Regions from separate parts of the Mus musculus genome. Here region 1 is linked to region 2. A link is a contact called in ENCODE POLR2A ChIA-PET data. All regions are on one chromosome and are shown on one strand. The core of a region is the stretch at or near the end of the contact, and the rest is flanking DNA. Distances in the headings are between cores, read along the strand shown.

Region 1 (6,493 bases), core at 1,815-4,314, 81 kb after region 2:
CTTACTTAAGACACGTGTTGGGGTGAGAAGTTCCTAACCAGCATCAGGGGTTTAGGGGTGGGTAAAGGAGAAGACGAATGATCCAGGCTTCAGGGGCAGGCAGGGGAGGTTCCTCTTCTTCAGCTTCCCTCTTCCTTACTGCAAACCGGGAGCGCAATTGGAAGGGCGGAGGGTGGATGTGAGGGTCAGGAGGCCAGGCCTCCCAATCCGCATAGGTGGGCCTTACTGTCCATCTCCTCATCCTCCATCTCGAAGGCTGAATGGTCTTGGCTGTCAAAACAGGAGGCGCTGAGAAAGACAGGTGGAGCCGGCGGGGACTGGGGTGGTGTGCCAGGTGAGGGAGGCTCTTCCTTGATGTGCGCGATGGGCAGAGGGAGCCCTTCTGCCTCCTGCTTAAGTGGCTGCGGAGGCTGGGGCGACTGTGAGGCCTGGGTCTGGAGTTCCTGCAGCGCTGCAGCCCTCTCCAGCTCCGCCCGTTCCAGCTCGGCGCGGTGGCAGCGTTGGTGGCGCAGGAGGCTGTAAGCGCGAGAGAAGCGGCGTGGGCATCGCGGGCACGGATGCGGGGCGGGACCCCCAGCATGGACTTGCGCGTGGCGGGCCAGGTCCGCCAGTCGCTTGAATTCCCTCTGGCAGCGCACGCACTGAAAAGGGCGCGCCCCGGAGTGGGTGACCCCATGCTGGCGTAGGTGTGCCCGGCGTCGGAAACCTTTGCCACACTCAGGACACCAGAAACGTGGCTCCCCCGCCGGAGGCCGGGCTGGGGTGGCATCTCCTCCATTATGCCCGCCTTCACCCCCTTCCGATGCACCCCCACATTCTGCCCCTTCGCCCCCCTCGGGCCCTTTCCCTGAGTTCCGTCCGCCCGAGGCCTTGTCATCCTTCTTGCCGGCCCCGGGTAACGGGGCCAGCAGGCTGAGTGGACCATGGACGCGGCGGTGCTGGCGGAGGTAGGAGGCCAAGCGGAAGGCCAGGCCGCAGTCTGGACACACAAAAGGTCGATCGGTGGAGTGGACTAGCCGGTGACGCGATAGGGACCAGGGCCTGGCGAAAGCCTTGAGGCAGATGGAACACTGGTGTCGCTTGGGGCGGGGCGGGGGTCCTCCTTCGCCCTCCTGTTCGCCCTCGGGGCGCAGACACGGGTGGGCTTTGAGCTCCCCCTTGGTGGCGAAGGCTTCGCGACAGCGGAGACACAGCAGCGTCCAGTCGGCCTGGAGAAGGACCTGTTTCTCCTCCTGTCGCCCCGCGGCCAGTGCCAACTCTGCCCTTAGCTCCGCTGCCCCGGCCTCGGCCTCCTTGGCCTCTGATTCCCGAGGATCCGTACTCGTGGGGACAGCCGCAGGAGCCGAGTCCCCTGCGGGCCACTGTGTGGTCGCCTCCTCCTCAGCCCCGGCCACCACCACCGTGGCGGGCTGTTCCACTCCCTCGTCCTGCGGACCCCAACTGGCCTCAGGCTCCTCCTTCACTGCCCTCTGCGTGGACAGATCCACCTCGCTACCTGCGTGCTCTTGGGCCAGGTGGCGCCTGAGCTGGGCTGGCTCCGGGAAGGTGCGTGGGCAGGCAGCGCAGCGCAGCGGGGGCTGGGGCCCGTGGCCACGAAGGTGGCGGGAAAGGTGGGCAGGCCTGCGGAAAGCTTTGGGGCACAGAGGGCAGGCATGGGGCCGGAGACCCGAGTGGCTCAGCCGGTGTCGAGACAGGTAGTAAGGGAAGCGGAAGAGGCGACCACAGGTTGGGCAGGGCAGAGGCGCCCTAGGGGCTCCAGCACCCCCTCTGCCACGACCACGGCCTCGGCCACGGCCACGGCCACGGCCTCGGCCTCGGCCACGGTCACGGTGAGGTGGGCTGCCCTGGGCGGGTGGAGGGGGCTGTGGATCCATGCCTGTGGGGAAAAGGGGAAGAGGCAGGGGTGGGGAGAAGAGATGAAAGATGTGGGGTGAGGTGAAGAGGAGAGCAGAGGTACAGGGCAGGTAGATCCACAGTTCAGAAGAGGATACAGATGAAAGTCGGGAGAGGAAGGTGGTGAGGAGGCAGAAGGGGATAGACACAGGAAAGGAGAGGAGAGAGTTGTGGAGACGTAGGAAAGGGGGGCCAAGTTCAGGAGAAACACAAAGGAGAGAGATAGAGAGAAAGAAAACATAGATATCAGAGGTGGGAACGGTCAGGAAGACAGAACAAGACACATACAGAGGAGACACAGGGAGACAAAGTCAGCCAATTGATTTTGCTCTAGTGCCCTGGGGCTTGAACATTCCTGGAGGGGCTGGGAACCAGTCCACCCTTGGGGCCCAAGTAGGGTGGGATTCAAAGTCAAGAGGCCCTGGAAATAAAAAGTCCATAAGTCAGGGGCTGGGAGGGACCAGTGGGTAGCCGGGCTTAAGCCCCTGGGTCTGTGAGAGGAGAGCTGGGGTCTGGATTCCTGGGTCTGAGGGAGGAGGAATGGGGTCTGGATTCCTGGATCGGAAGGAGGAGGGCTGGGGTCTGGGCTCCTGGGTCTGAAGAAGGTCGGGGTCTGCACTCCTGGGTCTGAGGGAGGACCTGGACTCCTGGGTTTAAAGAAGGGCTGATTTCTGGATCCCTGGGTCTCAGGCAAGAAGACTGAAAGGTAGGACTCCTGGGTCTCAGATAGAACCAGATAGGCGAACTAGACTCTTGCAGGTAGACGCAGCCTCTGAGTCCGGGTGAAGGAAGAAGCTGGGTAAGGGGCCCTGACTCACAAGACAAGGGGGAGGAGTGGACTGGGAGCTGGGCTGCAGAAAATCCTCAGCGAGAAAGCTGTGGCCAGACCCCTGGCCGGGCGTGGTGTCGGGGGAGGGCGTGGAACCTGCCGGCTGTCGGGGGATCTAGGTCCAAGAGGGGGTCTATCTGTTCCGGGTAGGTGTGATCTGCAGAACTAAGGCAGCGGGTCGAGGCCTTGCAGATTGCTCTGCGCAGGGCCTGGGGCTCGCCCCAGTCTCAGGGAGCCGGTCTTACCTCCACCTCCTGCGCTCCTTTCTTCCTTCCCTGCGGCCGGGCGATCGCGGACAGTGGTGGCGGAGAGGGAGGGGGTTGAGCGTAGTGGGAGGGGTGGGGGTGGAGAAGGAGGCTGGGCTCGGTGTTACAGCCTAAGCCTTCCCCCCGGAAACCCGGTGCTTGGTCGGAGGCCAGAAGAGGAAAGACTGGCTGAGAAGCCGGAAGCGGAGGGCCAGGGACCTGGTGGGGGTGCGGGGGGGGGGGGGGCGGGAGCAGAGGAGGGAGCTGCGGCTCCTGGATCCCGGGAGGGGAAGGGGCTGAAGGCCTGTCCTTTGGACCCTCAGAGGAGGAGGAGGCTGCAAGCCTGGGAATCTGGATCCAGCTTTCCACCCCTCCTCCATTTCCCAGCAGATAACACATATTCATTCATTCTTTCAACAAACAGGCATTTATCAAGCCCTGCCGGTGCCAGGCACTGTGCTGGCTGCTGGGTCTGAAGAAGGCAGAGATGGAGATGAACGAAGCAGTGAGTGATACAGGCTTGAGAGTGAACATCAATGATACAAGGAGTGCACCTCTATGATCGAGCCTGACTCTCACTGTCCCTTGGTTGCCTGGGCAAGCAATTCTCTCTTCTCCGAGCCTCAGTTTCTCCCTTTATGGTAAGCCCCAGGATCACAACCCGACCAGTTTTATCAGAACACCTACTGTGGGCTGGCTCTGTCCTTGGTGCTGGATCGATAAAGGCAAAATTCATACTATGATGAAAAGGGACAAACAAGAGTCAGTCACAGACGGTGTGACGAGGGAAGCTCTTGTTTTGGGCAAAGTGCTGTGGAATGAAGGGGATGGAAGAGACAGTGAGCTGGCTTTCAATGGGAGTGAATGCCATTCCTCTAGTCTTCCTTGGCAACTACGTTTCTGGAACTTGGAGCTTTAATGTTTCAGCCTGCTACATGGGCCACATCTCAAAGTATATATGATGGAGAAAAAGGGCCGTTTCAGTTATCTGCCTGCATTACAGTGTTGTTTTCTTTAGGGTTAACTTCATGCCAAACATAGTTGGCAAGAGGCTGGGTAAACTGTTCCTTTTGTACGTGTCTGGGTGAGTAGAGGTTTGGAAAGCTTTGATATGCTAGTAATTCCAGGAATTTACCCTTGAGAAACCAGAAACATGCAGTATTATACTTGTGCCAGTCCATTGCGGCTGCTTTCTTTTTCTTTTTAAAAACATTTCAGGGGGCTGGTGAGATGGCTCAGTGGGTAAGAGCACCCGACTGCTCTTCCGAAGGTCGGAAGTTCAAATCCCAGCAACCACATGGTGGCTCACAACCATCCGTAACGAGATCTGACGCCCTCTTCTGGAGTGTCTGAAGACAGCTACAGTGTACTTACATATAATAAGTAAATAAATAAAATCTTAAAAAAAAAAAAAAAAAAAAACATTTCAGTATAGGTATTGTGGGCTGGCAAGATAGCTCAGTGCAAAGGCGCCTGACTCGTGGCTGATGATCTGAGCTATCCAGGACCCACAGAGTAGAAAGAGATCACCAAACCGATTCCTGTGGGTGGGCCTCTGACTTCTCCACCTGTGTGTCTGCACACACATATACATAAACATACATTCACATATGTACAAACACACCCACCCATACATACAACACACATATACACACATATAAACATACATAAACACACAGACACAAATGTACACATACACATTAAATAAACAAATACAAATGTAGGGCTGAAGAGACAGTCCAGTGCTTGAGAGTATTGCTGTTCAAGAGGGCCAGAATTTGGTTTCCAGCACCCAGGCAAGCCCCCACCCCCTGTATAACTTCAGCTCCAACACCTTTTGTCTTTTGAACACATACACGCAGAGGGGCATATTGCCAAAAAATAAAAATAAATTGAAGTTAGATTCTGTTACATTTATTATTTATGTATGTCGGGTGCACACACAGCACAGTGCATATATGGAGGTCAGAGGTCAGTTCTCTCTCCACGATGTGGGTCCTGTCCTAGGATCAAATTCAGGTGATTAGCCTTGGGGACAAGTGGCTGTACTGACTGAGCTCTCTGGCTAGTCTACTATGGCAGTCTTGGAAATCACTATGAATGGCTCAGTAAGAGATCAGGGGAATAAAATCATGACCCAGAGAAATCTTGTATGCCCTGAAAAAAAAAAAAAAAAAAGGAAGAAAGAAGCTTACTGTGTGGAAATGTGGAGACTCCCCAGCTGAGCACAAGGAAGAGAACAACACAAAACCACCCGTGCTAAGTCTCTGTGTGCGCTCCTATCTGCAGCTTGGAGACCGACAAGATGGCTCTGCAGTTAAAACCACTAACTGCTCTTGATGAGGACCTGAATTGGGTTCCCAGCACCCACAAAACAGCTCACAGTTCCTTTATAACACTCCAGTTCCAAGAGGACCTCTTCTGTCTCCCAGAGTCAAGCATATGTGGGGTGCACATACATACAGGCAGGAAAAACATGTAAGATAAAAATAAATTCTTTTTTAAGAGGGGCAAGGCACAGTTGTGTGCACCTGCGATCCCCTCACTTAGGAGGTGGAGACAGGGCAAAATTCCATACTATAATGATATAAAGAACGCCCTAGTCTCAAATAAACAAATGAGCAAACAACAGCAAAAAGGGGGAGGGAGGAAAGTAACAAATTGAGAAATGGGTAAACAGGAAGAATTTCAAACAGAACAGAACAAGGGCGCTGTTACTTGGGGGTGTCATCTGCAATCATGGATTGGAGCATCCATGGTGGCCAGACTATCAGAGAGAAGCATCAACCCTGTGCAAGGACTGTGGCCAGCTGAGCCTGCAATTACTCGGAGAGCACTAAGGATCCATTGAGAAGGTTTTAAGCAGCAGAGTCATATGATCCGAATAGGGTTTAGAAACATTCCGGAGGAACCTGCACTGAGGCGGGGCGGGGCGGGATGCGGAGCGGGGTGCAGGGCAGGATGCGGGGGCGAGCTGTAGGCCAGGGTTGTAAGGCTGCTCTGCTCCAGGTGAGAGGTGGCTGGGCCACTGTGACCCAGCCTGGTTACCTACTGCACTTGAGGGACACAACTCAGTGGCTTCTCACTTTCCAGCCTAGAATCCAGACCCATCTATTACAGCTCCTCACTTAAATAAATGAAATAAAAGCAGACAAACAAAAACGTTGGTGTGTGTCCACAGGGATTCGAGAACAACCTGTGGGAGTCAGTTCTCTCCTTCCACCCTGTGGATTCCAGAGATGAAGGCAGCAAGTATCTTGATTTCTGAGAGGTTTTGTTGGCCCAGCCACACCTCATTTCTGAGCTGAACACTTCCCACGATTTCTCTTCATGCTCAGGAAGAGAAACAAACAAACAAACAAACAAACAAACCAGCAAAAGAAGACAAAACCCCAGCCCTTTATCCCTCAAACCCTATCTAGTTCTGCTTGCCCCTTGCCTACTGCCTTTCTGGCGAGGAGAGGGGCCGATGGAGAACAGAGTCTAACTATATAGCCCAAATTGACCTCAAACGTGTCCTCCTCCT
Region 2 (6,708 bases), core at 3,155-5,654:
GGTAGCCAAGCCACACAGCAGAGCAAGGAAGCCCAAAGCCATGGTGAGGACGTTTAAGAGCACACTCAGGCTCTGGCTAGAGTCTGATGGAAAAAGAAGAAAGGAAAAACAGTTATTTACTCCTTTCTAAGGAAGCACACAGACCCAGCTGAACCTGAGACTGCATCAGTGGGAGAGAATTCTGGGAAGAAAAAGTATATTATCTTAAAGTGAACCACCCTTTTGAGTGTAAGTCCCTGGAGGAGAGCCAGTGGCCAGGCCCTGCCCCCAGACTACTCAAACAACCATAAAGGCCATTTCCAGCCCATAGAGATGCAAGCAGCCAAGCTCTGTCCTACAGAGGAAAGGAAAGGGGAGGGGGAGCCCAAGAAGAGACCAGAGAATCCCAACAAGCCCAGACCACCTTAGAAAGTTCTGACCGTCCCACCCAGGAAATTCTATATGAAGCCCGCTTCCTGTCCAGTTCTTTGCTGCTTTTCACCTGAGCAGAGGCAGCCACCCTCTTGTGTCTTTCCCAGTAAATCTCTTATGTGAGTAAGATTTGATGTGTAGTGCAACTTTGTGGTATTTCTTGGCGCCTAACTTACAGAATAGCGGAACTGCAACACTTGGGTCAAGGAAACCTTTCCCCTCAGAGCTGTTAACACTTACACCTAGGTCCTATGGGTGGTTCCTTAGGGAGGCTTGTCTCCACGTCCAGATAAAGTCTATTTTTTACAAATCTTGGTAGGTGGGGGAAGGCTGGAATTCCTTGGTCCAGAGTTGCTGGAAGTGTACTCTCGGGTCTCTCCAGAGTCGAATGAAAGGCTCACACTCCCAGGGCCAGCCAGGGGTCACCACTGCTGTAGCTAATAGCATTTTTGCTAGCTCAGTTCCAGAAGTTGACCTGGATTCCTTGCTCCTAGCAGCCAAGAGAAACATCCACGAGCTCCTCTGTTTCCAAGCCATGTCCAGCCTGAGCACACAGCTTGCAACTTGGGGATGATCCGCCAGGGGGCGCGAAATATCTATACTGATGTTGGGTGGTCCAGCTCAAGGTCCCAGGCCCCCTTTTCTCCTGTTCCATTTGTGTGAGCATTCCCGGAACCCCCGTCACCCCACCCCCCACAGCCCCGTGTAATCTGAGGTCTCTCTAGTTTTAGTTTAGACAATCAATCTTGGTCTTCAAATACCACACGGAAAATTCCAGAATTAAAGCATTCGTCATCTTAATTTGCATTCTGTTCTGAACAGTATGGAACAGTATGCCATCCACTGCAGTTAGAAAACAAATCCTGTGTCTAGTGTATCCACGCTGTATATGCTACACCCCCACCCCCATCCCCGCCTCGGTAATCACTTAAGGCACCATCTCAGTTACCCAGTACCGGAGTGCTTGTATTCCAGGAAACTTGGAATTTTACCTGCTAAGGGTGGAGTTTCTATTGCTGTGAACAGATACCACGATCCCGGCAACCCTTACAAAGGAGAACATTTAATTGGGGCTGGCTTACAGGTTCAGAGGTTTAGTCCATTATCATCTTAGGAAACATGGTAGCACGCAGACAGACATGGTGGTGGAGGAGCTCAGAGTTCTGCATTCATTAGGCAGCAGGAGGTGAACTGGCTTGAGCTTCGGAGACCTTGAAGCCCACCCCCTAATGACACACTTCCTCCAACAAAGCCACACCTCCTCCAAGGCCACACCTCCTAATACTGTCACTTCCTATGAGCCTATGGAGGCCATTTTGTTTCAAACCACTACAAAGACCTTGAGTGGACCATGTATGAAGTTATAGAAGTGAAGTCTTCCACAAGATGGAAACCTGAGGACGTTGGAGAAACCAAGAATGTAGAACATTTGGTAAAGAAAAATATGTGGAGAAGAACCAGCGTCCATGGAGGCCATGCATGCTGCAACAAAGCCCACAGGATGTCCTGTGCTGCGGCAGTGGAAATACAGGATCTAATGTTTGCCCTGCTGGGTTTGGGTGGCTTTTTCTTTCTTTCTTTCTTTCTTTCTTTCTTTCTTTCTTTCTTTCTTTCTTTCTTTCTTTCTTTCTTTCTTTCTTTCTTTCTTTCTTCCTTTCTTCCTTTCTTCCTTTCTTTCTTTTTCCTATCTTCCCACTCCCCCATTTTGGAATGGGAATTGAAAGGACAACATAAACCCCATTTGTCTTCATTTAAGGACCAGGCCTGACTTTGAAAAGAAAGCAATTAGGCACCAGCTCCAAGCAGACCACAAAACACAGAAACAAGGTCATAAAACTCCTCCCAAAGAAGACCTGGGGATAACCACAAAAATGGGGAAAATACTTTATCTCAGAATGGGCCATCTGCGCTGGGTAGCCCTACCTCATCCTATAGTTAAAGTTCGTGACATAGGAATGCAGGCCACTGACCACCCATGACCCCCCCCCCCCAGCCTAGCACTCACCAATGAAATTTTAGATTACCTGATCCTTCCTGACAGTCCCCCTATAAGAAGGCCTATGCACCTTTGTCTGGGGTTGACATTTTGAAAAATATTTGACCTCTGCATGCTGGTTGTTTCTCTAGAATAAACCGTCTTTGCATACTGAGTCTGAAGTCTTCAGCGACTTGACTTTCGGACCCTACAGGGTGTCTATTGTGTCACTGCATATCAGAATCTTGGAACTTTCTTTTTGACTTTGCAGGGCCTCACAGCTAAGGGGCTGCCTTGAATCTCAGGCGAGACTTTGAACTTAAATAATATATTTCTTTTTATGTGTATGTGTGTTTTACCACACTCATGTCTGTGCCTGTGTCCACGGTGTCTCGGGAGGGTTCTGTGGGACTGGAGTTACAGTTGTGAGCCACTGTTGTGGATTCTAGAAATCAAAGGCGGGTTCTCTGGATCTCTCTCTCTCTCATACATAAAATGAAAAAATGTAAATTACATTCAGCCACTTATTTTGTGTGTATGGGCATGCATGTATTTGCCACACAGCATAGATGCTGATTGGAGGACAACTTGTGGGAGTTTGTTCTCACCTTTCACCATATCCATGTTGTAAATGTAATTGCTATTTTCCAGATGTAATTGCCATCTCTGATGTCTACTGTTGAATAAACTCACCCTTTCTAGCTCTTTCTGAATTCTGGCTGGCTGGTTCAACTCAGCTTCTCTGGCCTAAACACCTCTCCAAAGTGACTGATTCTCTCAGCTTCTGACTGAATTGCTCTGCTTGACCTCAAACTAACTCTAGAAATCTGTTCTAATTTGGCTTCTTTTTATTCTCTGGCTCATTGTGTCTTCACCTGCAACTTGTCTCTATAAAACCATCTCTATGAAAACTACCTCTGAACTCCTCTGCATAGCCTCTCAACTCACTGATTCAACTGAACTGGTTGCCTAGAACTCAGAGATCTACATGCCTCTATCTCCTGAGTGCTGGGATTAAAGGCATGCACCACCAAACCTGGTCCTAAGCTTTTCCTTACCTGAAACTTGCTCTATTCCAGGCTGGCCTTGGACTCAAAGAGATCTGCTTGCCTCTGTCTCCTGGAATTAAAGGTGTGTACTAAGGTCATATCTGTGTTCCAGCCACAATAGCCATGTTGCTGGATTAAGACTCCTCTATGGCTTCACTGGGCAGCGAGCATCAGTACCATCAGTCTGAGCCATCTCACCAGCCCTCTAAGTTAGGGCTGGGGTGATAGCTTTGTAGTTAAGAACAACTGCTAGTTTTACAGAGGACTGGGCTTCGGTTCCTTGGGACCACACCAGACAGTTCACAACTGCCCTGTAACTCTAGCTCCAAAGGATCTGACACTCTGTTTTGGCTTCCTCAGGCACCAGGCACACATGGGGTGCACAGACATGCATGTGGGAACTCACATATACAGAGAAGGTAAAAATAAATAGATCTTAAGAAAAAGGCAGCCGGGCAGTGGTGGCGCACACCTTTAATCCCAGCACTTGGGAGGCAGAGGCAGGAGGATTTCTGAATTCGAGTCCAGCCTGGTCTACAGAGTTCCAGGACTGTCTCGGAAAAAAAAAAAAAAATTCAAGGCCAGCCCGTGCTACATGAGCCTACAAGAGCCCATTGTCTCAAAAAGTAAAAAACAAAAACAAAAAACAATTAAGACAACAAAAATAATCTATCCGAAAGTCTCAGCACAGGCTCAGAAAGCAAGCTTGGCCCCAGATACCAGCAGGCAGGGGAAAAAAAGCAGGCTTGTAGGGGCAACTCAGACTCCCGAGACCCAGGCCATCCCAGGCCATGCAGGAAGGTTGAGTGCCTCAGTTTCCTTCCCAGCACGAGGGAACAGGGTCTGCGTGTACACCACGGGCCTGAGGCTTGGACCCCCGGGATTCTGCATCTGGCGAACCCCAGCAGTGGGTGGGGCCGGGCCGGGCTTGGCGCGTTGCGTCATGACGCACGAAGGCGGCGGCGGCGGGGTTTGTGTGCGCGAGAGGCCGCCGATAAAGGTTGAGTGCCTCGCGCCGGGGGCCGTGGGGAGGGAGCGCGCCCCCGCCCCCTCCCGGGCCGCGGGTCCCGCAGCGCTGTGCCGGGCCCCGCTTCCCGTCAGCCCCCGCGGGAAGGCCCTGGGGTTCTCCTTGATCCCCCTCCCCGACCGGGGCCACAGGTGAGAGACCGGAGGGCGCGGTGGGGGAAGGGCCGGAGGGCGGAGTCGTTTGGAGAACGGCGAGCGGGAAACCGGAAGGGGTACCTTAAAGGGAAGGTCGCTATTTCGCCTCCGATATTTAATCTGTTAGGCCGGCTCCGCCCTCTTAAAGGGGTAAGGACAGTGTGTTTAGCTGCATTTTTGCAAAGCTTCCTGCCCTTTCCCTTCTCCCCTTTCTCCTAAAAGGGGGTTATTTCCTTAAAAGCGGGTGATAGTTTCCCAAACATTGAAGGAAAAGTTTCATAATTCTGCTGGTCCCTAGACTATCTGAACAAAGAGATCTTTTTTCCCTCCCAGATAAAACCTCATGTAGCTTAGGATGCCGTCAGACTCACTGTATAGCTGACAATGACCTTAAATTTACGATCCTGCTGCCTTCATCTGCGCGCTGGGATTACAGGCCTGCCTGTGCCACCACGCCCAGTTCTATGGTGTACTGTGACAAGAACCCAGAGCTTTGTGCATGCCAGTCATTAACCCTTAATAACCGAGCTACATCCCAAACCCCAAGAGCTTCCTCGTAAAGCCCAGACGCTTAAAGGGCACTCTCACTGCTAAGATGGGTCCCTGTTCCGTTGGGCCTCTTGTGTTAAAAGATATGGCCTCAGAGGCACAGACAGTTTCTGAACCTCATTTGTCACCTACACGCCAAAAGGAACAACAGCCCTTTAAAAAAACAATCCTTCATAGCCTATTGCCCTTTGAAAAAGAAATCCTTTATAACCTGTCAAAAGGGGGTGCCTCCCTCTCTTCACTCAGACTGTCTTTACTGAGCATGCTCTCTCCTGATGTTTTGGTGGGTGATGGATGCATCAGAGAACGATCGATCGAACGAAGCAGAGGTTCTCTGTTTGGATGATGTGAACATTGACAGAGTAGAACAAGCAGTAAGAGACTTATATGTTGATGGGACTGTCCTGGGGTACTGTCACTGCAGTACTGACTTCAGGATTTACTAGGGAAGGGTCAAGCTGGCACTGTGTTTTGTTACCAGTGGCATCCATCCTATTGAGTCAGGAATCCTGATGAACACCCATCCATTTATTAGACAGCCCCTCTGACAAAGAATGACCTGTCTCCAAATCTCTGTGCTGGTGAGGTTGAGAAGTCCTGGCTAGGGTGGTGGTGATGCACGCCTTTGAGCCCAGCACTCAGGAGGCAGATGCAGACATCTGAGTTCGAGGCCAGCCTGGTCTAGGTAGTGAGTTCCAGGACAGCCAGGGCTGTGCAGAGAAACTGTGTCTCAAAAAGACAAAGAGAAATGCTTGCCCTATAGTATTTAGAAGGTGATGGGCCCCGTGAAGAAGGGAGCAAATAAGGCATGGGAGGAGATCAGGGAGTGCTCAAGGGTGGTCTGAGGAAGGCTCTCTGGGGTGAGTTCTTGAAGACTTGGAGGTGACAGTGTGAGTTGTGGATGGTGGAGGGGAAGGGCACTAGGCATAAGGTGGTGGTAGCTTTCCCTGCTTAGTTGAACGGCTAGAGGGACAGGAGGCCTGCAAGAGGGGAGAAGACGGACGTAGTTATGCGCAGTCAGCAGGCTCCTGTAAGGGAGTTTGTCTTCTGTCCCCTTATAGGTGTGACTACTATCCAGGTTTGCCTCAGACTCATCCTCCTGTCTTAGCCTCCTCTTACCACACCTGGTTTAGCAGTGCTGGGGCTCACACCTAGGACTTTGTGTGTGTTGGATAGGCACTCCATCAACTGAGCTACATCTCCTGCCCAACCCTTAAGTTTTGTAACAGGAGAGCATAGAGGGAGAAAGACCTGGAGTTAGATTGTGGTTAAGTGTGAGGTATCTTGTGTCCCAAGCATTTGGAGCAAAGGAGAGGCCTGGGTAGAGTCACACTTTTAGAGTTTTCTATAGATTGTGGAATCCTAGGGGAGGGTAAGGGCTTTCAGAGAGGGGCAGTGGGGGCAGAGAGGAAGACAGCAGTTCTTGACTGAGCTCTGATTCTCCACCTCCAGGTTTAGAAGGATCCAGCCCGAAGGCTAAGGTGGTCACAGAAGGGAGAGTCAGCCATCTGCAGCTAGGAGATATGCTTAAAGGAAAGACTCAGCAGCAAGGAGCTGGGGTAT

The links. ChIA-PET counts read pairs that join two places held with the same protein, here RNA polymerase II (POLR2A).
Region 1: POLR2A ChIA-PET joins it to region 2 with 13 read pairs in Patski. The contact joins the promoter of Zfp579 here to the promoter of Zfp628 in region 2. POLR2A ChIA-PET finds 5 or more read pairs at or near these places in 3 of 5 experiments (Patski and embryonic stem cell).

What each region holds. Positions count from the first base shown.
Region 1 is chr7:4,993,037-4,999,529 of GRCm38, forward strand. Zfp579 (zinc finger protein 579) reads right to left here and starts at 3,065. Exons shown (of 2, transcript NM_026741.2): 1 at 2,968-3,065; 2 at 1-1,876. The coding sequence starts at 1,874. The coding sequence ends at 186.
Region 2 is chr7:4,910,813-4,917,520 of GRCm38, forward strand. It overlaps Zfp628 (zinc finger protein 628), which reads left to right and starts at 4,405. Exons shown (of 3, transcript NM_170759.2): 1 at 4,405-4,593; 2 at 6,598-6,704.